Regions from separate parts of the Homo sapiens genome. Here region 1 is linked to region 2. A link is an interaction called in ENCODE POLR2A ChIA-PET data of the cell type or tissue named here. Cell type or tissue: OCI-LY7. All regions are shown on one strand. Each heading gives the region's core, and the rest is flanking DNA. Links, peaks and the distances in the headings are about the cores only.

Region 1 (7,529 bases), core at 2,251-6,250, 260 kb after region 2:
TGCTTTTCCTCTTTCAAAGCAAAATGAACAAAATTTGATCTAACTGAAATAATGTCATGGAATAGTACCATTAATTAGAAGAAAAAAGATTTCATTGCACAAAAATTGGAGAATGTATATAAAAAGAAATAATTAAAAATAGTTTATAATCCTACCACCCAGAGGAAACCATAGTATTTTAGTTCCAGTCATTTCTTGCTTCAGTGTGTTGGTGTGTACATTGTGAAATATTACCACAATGAATGTGCATCATCTCACATAGTTACTTTTGTGTGTGTGGTGAGAATGTCAGCGGCGTTTGAACCAGAGCAACTCTACCTTGAGTAGGGGCTGGATAAAATAAGGCTGAGACCTACTGGGTTGCATTCCCAGGAGGTTAGGTGTTCTCAGTCACAGGATGAGACAGGAGGTTGGCACAAGATACAGATCACAAAGACCTTGCTGATAGAACAGCAAGCAGTAAAGAAGCTGGCCAAAAACCACCAAAACCAAGATGGCGATGAGAGTGACCTCTGGCTGTCCTCACTGCTCATTATACTTTAATTATAATTTATTAGCATATTAAAAGACACTCCCACCAGTGCCATGACAGTTTACAAATGTCATGGCATTGTCCAGAAATTACCCTATATGGTCTAAAAAGGGGAGGAACTCTCAGTTCTGGGAATTGCCCACTTCTTTCCCAGAAAACTCATGAATAATCCAACCCTTGTTTGGTATGTAATCAAGAAATAACTGTAAGTATACTCAGGTGAGCAGCCCATGCTGCTGCTCTGCCTATGGAGTAGCCATTCTTCTTCTTTTTTTTTTTTTTTTCTGAGACAGAGCATTGCTCTGTCACCCAGGCTGGAGTGCAGTGGTGTGATCTCGGCTCACTGCAGTCTCTGCCTCTCGAGTTGAAGTGATTCTCCTGCCTCAGCCTCCTGAGTAGCTGGGATTACAGGCACCTGCACCACACCTGGCTAATTTTTGTATTTTTAGTAGAGATGGAGTTTTGCCATATTGGCCAGACTGGTCTCAAACTCCTGGCCTTATGTGATCCACCCACCTCAGGCTTCCAAAGTGCTGGGCATGGACCACTGTGCCTGGCCAGAGTAGCTTTTCTTTTATTCCTTTACTTTCTTAATAAACTTGCTGTCACTTTTTGGACTCGTCCTGAATTCTTTCAAGTGTGAGACCCAAGAACCCTCTCTTGGGGTCTAGATGTGGACCCCTTTCTGGCAACAAGAATACTTGAGATCTATTCTCTTAGCATATTTCTGGTATTCAATATATGATTGTTAACTATGGTCACCATGCTGTACATTAGGTCTCTAAAATCATTCATAACTGCAAGTTTGTACCCTGTGACCAATATCTCCCCATTTCCCCTCACCCCCTGGCTCCTGGTAACACCCTTCTACTCTCTGCTTCTGTGCTTTCAACTTTCATACATTCTACATATAAGTGAGATCATGCAGTGTTTTTCTTCCTGTGCCTGGCTTGTTTCACTTGGCATGAGGTCCTGCAGTTTCATCCATGTTGCAACAAATGGCAAGATCTCCTTAGTATTCCATTGTGTGTGTGTGTGTCTATATATATATATATATATATATATATGGTGCATATATATATATATGTGGTATGATTATATATCTAATCACAATTTCTTTACTCATACACCTGTCAATGGACTCTTAGGTTGTTTCCGTTCTTGACCATTGTGAATAACACTGCAATGAACATGGAAGCACGGATTAGCGAGGCCATTTTCAATCGCTAAAGAGACAATGTTTGATTCTGGCCAATCAGAGTGTTAAATGCACTGGGTCATTTGGCTAATGACTAGGCAATTGGGTCAAGGCAGAGGTATCCAACAGTGACCAACTATCAAGTAGGACAGACTTAGAGTAAACAGAGCCACTTAGGCCAGGAGTGACTGTGCTGTAACTTTGACCATTGCAGTCCCAGGAGTAAGCTCTGCTCACTCAGTCCTCATGAGCACAGGTCCCTGTCCTCCATGAGTGATCTCTTTTCCAATACATGATCACAATTTTAATTGTTTTAATTGTTAACCTTGAAAAGGCTTCTGTACTAGTCGACTTCCCTTTAGAGTATAAACGCCTTAAGAGTCTCCTCTGCAAAACTATCTACAGATTCTCAAAAGCTAGTGTAAAGAAGTAGAGAATCTTGCCTATAAGAAATTATCCTGTTGGCTCTTCCAGAGCTTTTTACCATCCAAAGCTGCTTGACACAGTTCAATTAGAGAAGAGGAAGTCTCAGTACCAACCACAGGACTATGAGACACAGAAGGAGGAGGAAAGAGAAGACCCACTAGGCCTGGTTTCTGAGAGAGCCAGTCATAGGACATTACAGTGAAAGACTTAGGGAGTGAGAAACCCTGGAGCAGCTTCAGGGGGCAGGAAAACTGCAGAAGAAAGGAAATTTATAAAATTGTTGTTGTGCAAAATAAGTTGGGTCATTTAAAATATTTTTTTTTGAGGAGGCAAGGGAAGGCTGAAGTTACTTTTAATATATGCCAGGCCCAAAGTGTTTCTTTAAATCTAATGCTCAGATGAGACTGGGCCATGTGGGACCTGTCAGGTCTCTGAGCCCAAGTTAAGCCATTGTATCCCCTAGGACATGCACATATACGTCCAGATGGCCTGAAGCAAATGAAGAATCACAAAACAAGTGAAAATGGCCTGTTCCTGCCTTAACTGATGACATTCCACCCCAAAAGAAGTGAAAATGGCTGGTCCCTGCCTTAACTGATGATATTACCTTGTGAAATTCCTTCTCCTGGCTCATCCTGGCTCAAAAGCTCCCCCACTGAGCACCTTGTAACCCCCAACCCTGCCCGCCAGGGAACAAACCCCTTTGACTGTAATTTTCCTCTACCTACCCAAATCTTATAAGATGGCCCCACCCCTATCTCCCTTTGCTGACTCTCTTTTCAGGCTCAGCCCACATGCACCCAGGTGAAATAAACAGCCTTGTTGCTCACACAAAGCCTGTTTGGTGGTCTTTTCACATGGATGCGTGTGACAGGACCTTGGTTTATATCTAGGCTTCTCGAGTAGAGAAACAAATGACAAATGGCTAAAATGGGTCACCACACACAAATCATGGTTTCATTATAGCATATTTCAAATGTTCTTATTTGCTCACAATTCTACTACTTCCACTAGACACTAATCTTTTCCAAACAAGGCCTTTTTTGTTACTAATGAATCCCTCTTCCTTTCCCCATTGATCACCTGTATTAATTAGGAGAGTTTAGCTGGCCGGAATAAGGACTCCCCAAAATGCAGTGTGTTAAACAAGTTAGAAGTATATTTCTCTTTCACATATTTGTGAGGAGGTAAGCAGTCCAGGGCTGGTTGCGTGGCCCTGCCATGCTCAAAATAGAGTTCTCTCTGGGTCCAAGATAGTTAACTCAGCTCTTACCATCCCATACATACCTGAACCAGCAGGAAGGAGAAAAGGTTGTGTCCTCACTTTAAGGGAATCCACTTCTAGCATACGCTCCCTCACTCTGACTAGCTTGTCTCTATTTCACACATAAGGGTTTCATCCCTAACTTCTGTGTTGTCATTGTATCATAACTTGCTTTAAAGTCCCTAATGTAATTTACTGTATCATTGTCTCTTTTGGTCCCTGTCAGTACTTAGCACCAAGCTCAGTACCCACAGGCACAAAAAAGGTACTTGCTGACTGAGATATTGGGCTAGTTGCAGAATGTCTGCACCAACATAGAGTGCTTGGAAGAAACTGGTTGAATTACAACTGATCCTGACTTAACAATGGTTCCACATTCCAATGGTGCAAGAGTGATATGGACTCAGTAGAAACCACACTTCATTTGGATTTTGAATTTTGATCTTGTCCTGGGCTAGTGATATGTGGCACAATACTCTTACATGAGATATTCAACACTTTACTGTAAAACAGGCTTTGTGTTAGCTGAGTTTGCCCAGCTGTAGGCTAACGTATGTGTTCTGAGCATGTTGAAGGTAGGCTAGGCTGAGCTGTGATGTTCAGTAGGATAGGTGTATGAAGTGCTTTTTCAACTTAATGATATTTTCCACTTACAATAGGCTTATTGGGAAGGATGTAGACCTATCATCATCAGGTGAGGAACATCTGTACACTCAGATATTTATGTTCTGTGTTTTTCCGTCTCCTCTGAGGTGGTGTCTTTTTGGCTCAGTTGAAGATGTGGACCTTTGGATTTAAGGCATGCATTCTAGGGTGTAATCGTTTTAGCTCTGGGAACTATATCTGGTGGTCAGACACTAAGAGACTAATCTAATTATGTTTCCAGATGTGAAGATATGTACCTGCCCATGTAATACTTGCCATAGGCATTAGCTACCTATTTTTCCAAATAGATAAACTCTAGGGCAGACCTTTCCAAATTTAGGTTTTGTATTCTGGAGCTACAGGGAAATTACTTTTATATTTGCTTTATTCTTTAAAAGCAGAAAAGAAATACCCCACTATGATTTTTCAGATCTCCGGCATAAGCCTGTTCTATATTTGGGGAGAGTTACTGTTGAGTATAAGATATCTCTTTTCCAATAATCCATTTGAGATGATAATGTTGTTTTTTTTTTTTTTGGAGACAGAGTTTCACTCTTGTTGCCCAGGATGGAGTGCAGTGGTGCGATCTCGGCTCACTACAACCTCCATCTCTCAGGTTCAAGCGATTCTTCTGCCTCCTGAGTTGCTGGGATTACAGGTGCACGTCACCACGCCCAGCTAATTTTTAATGTTCTTGAATTTAACCATAATTATTCAACAGAGGACCATTGGAAGTAAAATTTGTCCTGCAGACCAGGTTCAATATGCCAGCTGAGGCCACATGTTGGGAAGACACTGTGAGGTGACATCAGCATGGGCTTTGGAATCAAAAACAACTGGTTAGTAATTCTAGTTACACCTTCACCAGGAGAGGAACTTGGGAAAGCCACTTAACTCTTTGAGTCTCAGTTTCTCCCCTATAAAATTTTGACAGTAATATCTACCTTATTTTATGGATTAAATAAGATGAAGTGTGTGTAACCAGAACACAATCATAAAATGACTTTGAGCTTTCCAATCACTGCCCTGAGTTATGTGACATCAAACCTCTTTCTCCAGCTGGGTCATGCCTCCATTCATAACACCTTGGGCAGATTCTATAACTTGAGGGTCACTTCCTGTTACAAAAATTTAGTTAACTTCAAGGTAGCACCTCGATCTCATATCTGATTCAAAACTCTCCTCCCCTATCACAGGTCTGACCCATGTCTCCAGAACTCAGGGCAAGGAGTGGGGAGTGGGCTTTGTTCTTCCACTTTCTGTTCTGGGGAGAGGTGGAAGCAGCCATGAGGTCGCTCTGGTGTAACCTGGGGCTGTCTCTGCTCCCTATGAGTGAGTGTGTGTTTTCCTTGGGGGCCATCTTTAGTGTCATCTCAGCCCCTTCAGGGTCCCCATAGGACTTCCTTTGACACCTGACCACCTGCCCTGGCTCACCCACGAGCCTCTCTCCAGGCTGGGCATCTTGTTATTTAGCCACTACCTGTGGAGCCCACTTCCTGTGTCCCTGGAGTCACCACGTCCTTCCTCCCACCGTCTGGCTCTGGCGCTCCTCCTGTCTGTGTCTCACTCCCTTTGAAGTTAACTTATCTTCCATAACCTGGGAAAGGGGAGATCTTTTGACCTATGACTCAAAATCTAGAAGCAATATAGAAAAATATTTATATATTTGATAATATACAATTTTTAAAAGAGAAAATCTGTATGACAAGAAACACCTCAAGCAAAGAAAAAAGACAAATGGCAAACTGGCAGTAAATATCAGCAACTCACACCTGAAAGGATCAATAGCTCTAATAAAGAAAAAACTTCTGAAAATAGAGAAGACCAACAATCCTATAGAAAAGTGGGGGGCCAGAGAGGAGAAATGCAAATAAAAACTATCCTGAGTTACCAAGTCTTACTATCAGATTAATCAAATCACAAAGTTGAGTAGTACACAGTGAGGGTGGGCTTGGAGAAACAGGAGTTTGTGAAAGTGAAATGAGGTTTTGACAGTGGCTAATAAAATTCTCTATGCATTCCCCTTTTGTTTTTGCAATGTTCTTTCCAGGAACCTATTTAAATATTGACAAGACGCTGGACACAGTGGCTCACGCCTGTAATCCCAGCACTTTGGGAGACTGAGGTGGACGGATCATGAGGTCAGGAGATCGAGGCCATCCTGGCTAACATGGTGAAACCCTGTCTCTACTAAAAATACAAAAAATTAGCTGGGCATGGTGGCGGGCGCCTGTAGTCCCAGCTACTCAGGAGGCTGAGGCAGAAGAATGGCGTGAATCCGGGAGGCGGAGCTTGCAGTGAGCCGAGATCATGCCACTGCACTCCAGCCCGGGTGACAAAGCAAGACTCTGTCTCAAAAAAAAAAAAAAAAAAAAAATTGGCAAGACACCCCAAAAGACATATGCCAAGGAGTATTCACAGCAACATTATTTGTGATGGCCCCAAATGTCCACCAATCGGAGACTGGTGGAGTTCTGTGCAGCTTTCAAAACAAAGTAGGAAGATCTCTAGATCCTACTATGCTGGGTTCTCCAGGATATACTGTCAATTGAAAGAAGCAAGTAGAGAAAAGTAAATACAGGCCGGGTGCAGTGGCTCATGCCTGTAATCCCAGCATTTTGGGAGGCCGAGGCAGGTGGATCCCTTGAGGTCAGGCATTCAAGACCAGCCTGGCCAACATGGCAAAACCCTGTCTCTACTAAAAATACAAAAATTAGACAAGCGTAGTGACACATGCCTGTAATTCCAGCTACTCCAGAGGCTGAGGCAGGAAAATAGCTTAAGCCTGGGGGCAGAAGGTACAGTGAGCTGAGATTGCACCACTACACCCCTCTATCCTGGGCAAAAAAGAATGAATGAGACTCTATCTCAAAAAAAGAAAAAAGAAAATATAGAAAAGTAAATATAATACGCTGCCATTTGTCTAAGAAAGAGGGGATATGAATATATATATATATATAAATAAAACAGAAGGATTGATTATATAATGAATAGCATCCTTATCTTTAAAAGGAAGGAGAAGGTGGAGAGAGCAAGGGTGAAGCTAGATTTCTCTCAATCTACCTTCTACTTCCATGTGATAGAAGGTATGTGAATAAAAAAATTAAAGAAGTAAAAATTCTATAATCCTAGTTTTGTTTTTTTCTAAAAATATAAAGAAACTTATTTCCCACATCCTTTTAAAACCCAATGTTAATGGGTACCTAGTAATTCATTACAAAGATGTCCCATGTGTTACTTAACAAACCTAACTGTGTTTTGGAAGTATCTCAGCTTAACAGCAAAACATTCCGTGGGGAGTCAGAAATCCCAGGCTCTGAGCCAGCTTCCATTATGCAGAACCATAAGATATTACTGCTGTTGGATTCTTTTTGCCCTGCCGAAACAGCAATGCGTAAACTCCAACCTTGTGGCTATTACTCCTGGGACCCTGGGCCAGTGACTTCTGTCGCCTCTCCTGAAAA
Region 2 (7,529 bases), core at 1,828-5,827:
AGTTTGTTTTTAAAGACTCTCTCCACTGGGACTGGTTCAGGGTTCTCCTGTGCAGTAATGGCAGGGCTACCCCACTACAGCTTTGCATGGAACTGAGCATGGGCCCAGCTCTCTGTCATGGGAGGAGAAGAGACTAACTGCAGAAAATGGTGCGTATGTGTGTTTTAATATGGACTGTCTCCCTGCAAATGCCATTTGAACTGATGGATTGTCAAGAGCAGTGCTGACCCCTTGAAATACAATGTGAACCACAAATGCAAGCCCCAGATGTAATCATAATGTTCTGGTAGCCACATTAAAAATGTAAAACCAAACAAGTATTATTAATTTTCATCCTATATTTTGCCCAATATATATATAAACTCTATGTGTAATCAACATAAAATGTAATTAATAAGATAACTCATATTCTTTTATTTGCGTGAGGGCTTTGAAATTCAGCATATAGTATATACGTTTACTGCACCTCTTGGCTGCCTCTCGCTGCATTTTGATTGGCCTTGGCCACACGCGACTAGTGGCAGCCTTGTTGCGGAGTGTGAGTCTATACACTTTTCATGATTTAAGCCTCATTTGCTGTCTGTTTTCCAAAGTTGAGATAGCTAAAGAGACAAAGTGGAAACAATGTAGAATAATTATAATGGTCATTATTATTATGCTTTACTGGGAAAGGTGTAACCTTTTTAAATATGAGGAGTAATGTCATCCTTCAGACACTCAGCACATGATGTTTTAGAGCACTAAAATCAGATTCAGTTAAAACTAATATCTATCATCAAAATACCTTGTTCATTTTACAAATATCTTAAAATGTGGTTTGAATTCTAGAAGTTACCAGTGTAAAATAACATTTTTGTATATCAGTATTCAACACATTTCCTTTTAAAAAATGTGTTCAGCACCATAGGAAAGGTAAAAAACAACATTGTATACAGTGATGGGGTACAGGTGTTATTTTGTTACATAAATTGCCTAAGGGTGAATTCAGGACCTTTATTGTATCCATCACTCAAATAACATACATTGTACCCATTGAGTAATCTCTCATCATCCACCCCTTCCTACCCCATCACCCTTCAAGTCTCTGGTTCCGTCTGGATAATGGCCTCCAGTTCCATCTGTGTTGCTGCAAAAGATATGATTTCATTGTTTTTTTATGGCTGAATAGTCTATTTTCTTTATCCAGTCATCTGTAGTATTCATATTTCTGATAACATGTTAAGTACAAGCTAAAATCATGTATTTTTAAAGTGAACATTAGCTTCTCTCCCACACGGACACAGACACACACACACACATTGTAATCACTGTTCTAAGCACTTTCCATGTAATAACTCATTGAGTCCTCACCAACAGAACGTGTGGTACTTTCTGTTTGTATCTTCATCGCTAAGGAAAGGGAGGCACTGAGGCTGCCATGTCTTAGGTTCCACAGCTAGACTCTGACCAAGCTAGCCACCATCCCTTCATTAAGATGTATCTGAAAATACATAAAACAGAACTGTAAACTTTTATTATGGTGTAAGATTTGAGAAACATTGATGGAAAATCATTGATAGGGAGTGTAGCTTGCATACAGGTTCATTCTGGGAACGCCTTATCAGCCAAGTGGTTGGGGAAGGCCCTGGACTTTGGAAGGGCCTAATGAATAACTGGTACCTTGGAGGAGGGGAAGCCTTGGATGGTCATCACTGAGGACCATTGGCCTGGCTGCTCCTCTCCCCCAGCCCCCTTGCTATGTTCCGTAGGCTGGTGGTCCTCCACCTGCCCAAGTCTCCAATTCTGCAGGAAACACCAGCATTCCCTGGGGAGAACCGCTGCTGGAGGGAACTGCAGTGGCACTGGATGAGGGGGAGTATTTTCTGTTGTAGTCACAGTGTATTAGCTCAAGTGGTCATGCAGGTGCCATTGTAAATGCCTGTGTGATGTGCCTCTTCATCAGTAGCTGTGTGGTGGGTCCCCACCCTTGTCTCCTCCACACTGGGGGCTGAGAAAACAGGAGTGTGTGTCTTCTCACTCTTCCAAGTGGCCCCCGGACTTTTGTGCTGTTGGAATAGCTTGCACAAGGCCATTTTTGCTGCTTCTGTTTTTCCTTAATGAGTTGCTGTTGTTGAAGTGAAGGTAGGCAGGTAGGTTCTTGCTGAAAACCTTGTAGCAGGACATACCAAATCCTTTTCCTTTGTGCTTTTATGACATCTGGGAAGGTCTTGAAGAATTCCAAGGTGGCTTTGAAATCTGCTTCTGAGGTTGTGAGAGAGGCCAGGTCAAGTCCAAATGTAGATTCTTGGGAGACTGCTGCTACAGGTCCTGATGGGAACTCTGACACTGGCTGCTCTTCCAAGTGAGTTGTCTGTGCCAGCTTCTCGAACCTACCCTTTTGTGTTAGGAGGGCCACTGGGGCCATCAGAGTGTTGAGCAGCCCTCCCTGGAGCAGATGGGACTGAGATAGGACGGTGAGTCTGGCGTCTCTGTTGGGAGAAGCTCCTGCATGTTCCAAGTTTCAGAGGGGCTGCAATTTGGGCAGTTTCTTTCAACTCACAGGTTTAGATTTGCAGTCACACTACCTCTCATGTGGCCACTTCTACACGTAGCAGGTTCCAGGATATGTGGTGGCAAAGAATTGTTTACTTCAACATGCTTAATTTCCCAGCAATGGTGGGGGCAGCCAGGAAGTGAGAAGTGAAAAGTAAGTTAGAAAGTGGTGAGATCACAGGGAGATGCCTAGAAAGACGCCCATGCCCATCTTAGAGGACAAAGTCCATCAATGTCTCCTTCGATTTTCCTTAACGGTTATGTCTCCCATTTAATATCTTAAGAATTTTGGTTGCGTGTTTAAGGATGTCTGCAAGTCAACAAATATTTTAATTATGTCACTTATGAGCCTGGCTACAGGAGAGGAGAGCAGTTGCTGTCTCTTTCATGCTTTCCCTCTCATCAGCTGTCTTCATTTTAAGGACAATCACTTTAAAAGCTTGTATTCCTGTTTGTGTGTGTCTGTGGGAGGTTGGGGGGAGCTGCTGCATTGGTAAGAAAGCAGCTCCCCCAACAACTTTTTTTTTTTTTTTTTAAACTGCTCTGCATGATGGAAGCCAGCTTGGAGACATTGACATAAAAAGCACAAGCTACTTGAATATTTTTAAGAGACCAAGAAATAACAAGGGATTCAGGGAGTTATTTTGAGACAGTTTTTGGGAAATTTAATATAGGTGAAGAGTGAATTTTCATCAAACGATTAAAAAAAAGTGAAACAACCTTGGTTGCAGAATCTAGCAAGATGGTTATAGAAACAGATTTTTTTTTTCCAGCCATTTCCATTCTTTCTTTCCATTCTTCTGGTTCTCCCCTCACTTTTTTGTGTGTGACTCCCCTCACCCCGTCTCTCCCGCCCTGAACACCATTTATCTTAATAGTGTGTGTGTTTCCCATCTGTCTTTGTTACTGCCCTCATATGACTTTTCTTTTATGTGCTTCTGTTATTGTCTTCTTAGGAGCTTCCTAGCTTGGATTTAGAAGGTTCTCTTCCCTTAAATTAAGCCATCTGTCTTGCTTCAGTTCCCTTTTCGTAGTTTCCTTACTAGGTCTATTTTACATGGTTCGGTAGACAAGACCCAGCGGTAACTGTGAAGAAATGGTGGCATTATCATCTTTTTTAAAAAAGGAGGAGGGTGTCAGACATCGTGCTGTTGTGATTTTCATTTTGAAGCTTTGCTGGGTAGAACTAAAGTTCAGTTGATTGATCACCTATAGATTAGGTGTCTAGTGTTGAATTTGTTGCTTCTTAACTTGATTGTGCCGAGCACCTCATCCCTCAGCCATCCCAGTGGGTGCAGCCGATTCCGTCTTCCATAAGAAGTAGGTTCTCCTTTCATGAGTGCCTCCGGTTGGTGAGGGTTCCATGTGTAAGGAAGAAAATATGTTTTCAACACATTGCACGTTCATGCGTGTGGCTTCTCATTCATTTTAGATCGTATTAGTTATTAGACCTAGATTGGGAAGTAGAAACAATTTACTTGTGCAGGTACACGAATACCTTTTTAAATGTTAGTATTTTGAGAGACTTCATTGAGACCCGAACCCATGCCTATAAATTCGTGGTTCTCAGCTGGGGCAGTTTTGCCTAATCAAAGACATCTGTTTTCTTAGCTCAGAAGCCTTACGTTGGTGATTGTCTACAGAAGAAAATTTGTCTTTGTTGTTACTAAGGTTCATAGGATTCTAGGTTCAGCCTGATAATTTTTGAGCTGGTCACATATGTTAGCTTTTGAATGTTTAATTTCCTTCTTTGTATAGTTCTAAAATAAACTCCTCAGGGGAGAGAGACTAAAAATATCACAAATTAGACCTTACGAAGGGAAAAGGAAAGGGGAAATTCTAATCTGGCTGTTAGTCGCTGACTTCCAGTGTCTGCAAAGCTGCCTGTTACCTGGCCTAGCATATGACGTTGCTGTCTGAATGTTCTTTTTTTCTTTAAAACAGGCCCTTACTTGATCAAGTAGGATCAGCCTAGAGATGAAGAGAGCTGTCAGTTAGAAGTTCCCTTGGTCTTCTCACTGTCTGCTTTGTTTAAATTATTTCCTGTTCCATTATTCTTCCTTTTGACTTTGTTGTTTCTTACCCCTCTCTTCCTGTGCTGTTTCTAGGATAAACACGAAATCATCACTTTGCATAATTTTGAGCTTTCCTTGGTGGAGATAGTTAAAAGTACAATCAATCTTTCCCTTTCTTCAGTCATCCTATCTCATATGGACTGAGAAAGACCTGTGAGAAATTAATAGTAATTCTTTGCACAGACTGGAAAGTTCTGAAGTTGCAACTTTGGAACGATGTGTGTTTCTCTTATTACTTGCACACCTTGTATCATTTGATTCTAACTTTGTCAGGTAGAGGGAGGCCAGTGTTGTTAATTATCCCTTTTTTAGATGAGGAAAGTGTGGGTCCCTCACCAGGGCACACTGACTGGCCCACTGGGGTCCTGTGGTGAGTGGCCATGGGGGAATGTCAGGCCCAAGCAGTGTGGTATGTGGGATGGCCCAGCTCCAGAGCAGCAGGTCCTGGACTTCATTCTGGCTTTGTATTGATGTTATTGAAGTCCCCTCGTCCCTCAAAACATTTGCCTTCACGCAGTGACTGCTTGGCTTTCCATTACAATGGGAGCTGGATTCAAACAGTATCATTCTGAACTTTTTATTTTTTGAGACGGAGTTTCGCTCTTGTCACCCAGGCTGGAGTGCAATGGCACGATCTTGGCTCATCACAACCTCCCCCCTCCTGGGTTCAAGTGATTCTCCTGCGTCAGCCTCCCGAGTAGCTGGGATTACAGGCATACACCACCATGCCCGGCTGATTTTGTATTTTTAGTAGAGATGGGGTTTCTTCATGTTGGTCAGGTTGGTCTTGAACTCCTGACCTCGGGTGATCTGCCTGCCTCGGCCTCCCAGAGTGCTGGGATTACAAGTGTGAGCCACCGCGCCTGGCCCCATTCTGAACTTTATTAATGGCTCATGTAAATCTGAACTTCAACAATCTTGATTCTTACGAGGAATAGAGATGAGTCTCCTTTTCCTTTGCTACTAATTTGGCTAAAATTGCATAGCGAAGTTTTAAACTCTCCTGACCTCTGTTTTGTCTTCTGTGAAACTAGGGGTTGCCTGTAATGTACTTTCACAACCTTTTATAGCCCCAACTTTCGCTGTGTTAAAATTGAGATGGGACAGGTCCTTGATTATTAGGGATTTTTTTTTCTTCAAAGTGGCATGGGATGAACTGATCTATGTGTAAATTGATGTTGCTGTTGCTTTTCTCTGAGTGTAGTTAGGAGGGCTGGAAGTATATGGGTGCAGAGATGTAGAAAGGCTACGTTGTTCATCCTGCCACCGACAGGTCAGACTGTTCTCCTGGCTATGTTTTCACTCAGTTGTGTACCTGCAGTTCATACCTACATAGGACCAGCCATGGGCCAGGCACTGTGCTGGGTGCCGTGGGAAAACCACAGCAAACCAGACAAACACCAGCCTTTGGGGAGCCTGTAAACCAGTGTGGAGATCTTACAAGCTCACAGTCCACTGTAATCTTAATTAACAAGTATGGAAAATAACTTTCGCCATCTCTGGGTGGGGGAAGCACATATGGGAAGTCCCCCTCTAACCTCTAACCCAACCCCCAAGGCCAGGCAGAATTCATTTGAAGCATTCTGGAGGATAATATTTTCTTCAAGATCCTCAGAAGCTCTTCAGTGCACAGGCAACTCCCAGATACTGGAATTGTCACCTGAGCTGAGACATTCCACATGCCAGTTGTAAGCCAGGTCTCCACCACAGCTGGGGTGAAGCACCTCTATTCTCTCATGCCAGGGTGGGTGTTATTATTCCAGGGCCTGGATGAAGCTCAGTTAGTTTGCTTAGGATGAACACATGATTTGTGGGTCAATTTTCAGGTAATGTGAACTCTACTTACATGTTGTTTATTGCTTGAGAGCTTTATCTCTTAAAAATGAGTTAAACTACTTGGCGCTTTGAGTGGAATGCAGGTCTCAGGTAGCACACTAATACTTCCTTATTTTTTTTTAATTGATAATGGCATAAAGCCATTATGCCATCACATTTGATATAGAGATGTAAGTAATTGAATCACATTACTTCTCTTGGATTAGTAATGAATATTGCACATCAATCCTGTGCACACATTTTACAGGTTTGTTTTATCCTATTGATGGTTTCATTTGAACTGTGTTTGGAAATTTAGTTTATTTCTTACTCCATTGTAGATGTTTGTTTTTGTTGTTTTTGTTTTTTTTTTTTTTTGAGACAGAGTCTCGCTCTGTCACCCATGCTGGAGTGCAGTCGCTTGATCTCGGCTCACTGCAACCTCTGTCCCCGGGTTCAAGCAGTTCTTCTGCCTCAGCCTCTCGAGTAGCTGGTACTACAGGTGCGTACCACCATGCCCGGCTAATTTTCGTATTTTTAGTAGAGACGGGGTTTCACCATATTGGCCAGGCTGGTCTTGAACTCCTGACCTTGTGATCCACCCGCCTCAGCCTCCCAAAGTGCTGGGATGACAGGTTTGAGCCACTGAGCCCGTCCCGTTTTTGTATTTTTTAAATGCAGTGTTTGAAATTCTTGACTTCTACACAGTAGTCAAGACTGATACTTCTACCCAGTACCCAAATTACTGTACTGCTCTGACAGTAAGTTGTTACAAAACTATTTTCCAAAGGTTGGAACTGATTTCAGGGTTTACATTTAAGCTTTGTTTAACATCTGAAACTGAATTAATGCTAGCATTCAAAACTAGTAAAATCATTATTAGTGATTCGTCCTCTATTTGACACTGAACCAGCAGACATTTCCCTTAGCTTTTGGTGACATGGATTAAAGTAAAATGGTTTTGGTGATTTACTATAGTTAATTAGTGATAGACTATAATTAATGCTTAGTGTTTTGAATGAACTTAATTTGCAAATAATGATAATTTAAGATCTGAGTTTGATAAAATTTTAAAGGTTGATCGAATACCTAGATTCCTGGTTCTTG

Evidence for each region. Peaks named below come from ENCODE experiments on the same cell type or tissue, not always from the same donor. Only the 100,000 strongest peaks of a DNase experiment are listed, where the experiment ranks them.
Region 1: POLR2A ChIA-PET joins it to region 2 with 5 read pairs; 2 of 35 experiments call an interaction of 5 or more read pairs at or near these places.

The regions. Positions count from the first base shown.
Region 1 is chr2:106,012,838-106,020,366 of GRCh38, forward strand. No RefSeq gene overlaps it. Among named protein-coding and RNA genes, the nearest start is that of ECRG4, 49 kb to the right of the region's middle. In OCI-LY7, for the core only: no CTCF peak of the experiment used is centred there; no DNase peak of the experiment used is centred there.
Region 2 is chr2:105,751,629-105,759,157 of GRCh38, forward strand. The region is part of intron 1 of NCK2 (NCK adaptor protein 2); the gene reads left to right. Among named protein-coding and RNA genes, the nearest start is that of NCK2, 10 kb to the left of the region's middle. In OCI-LY7, for the core only: no CTCF peak of the experiment used is centred there; a DNase peak (open chromatin) is centred at 3,584; H3K4me3 peaks cover 475 bases.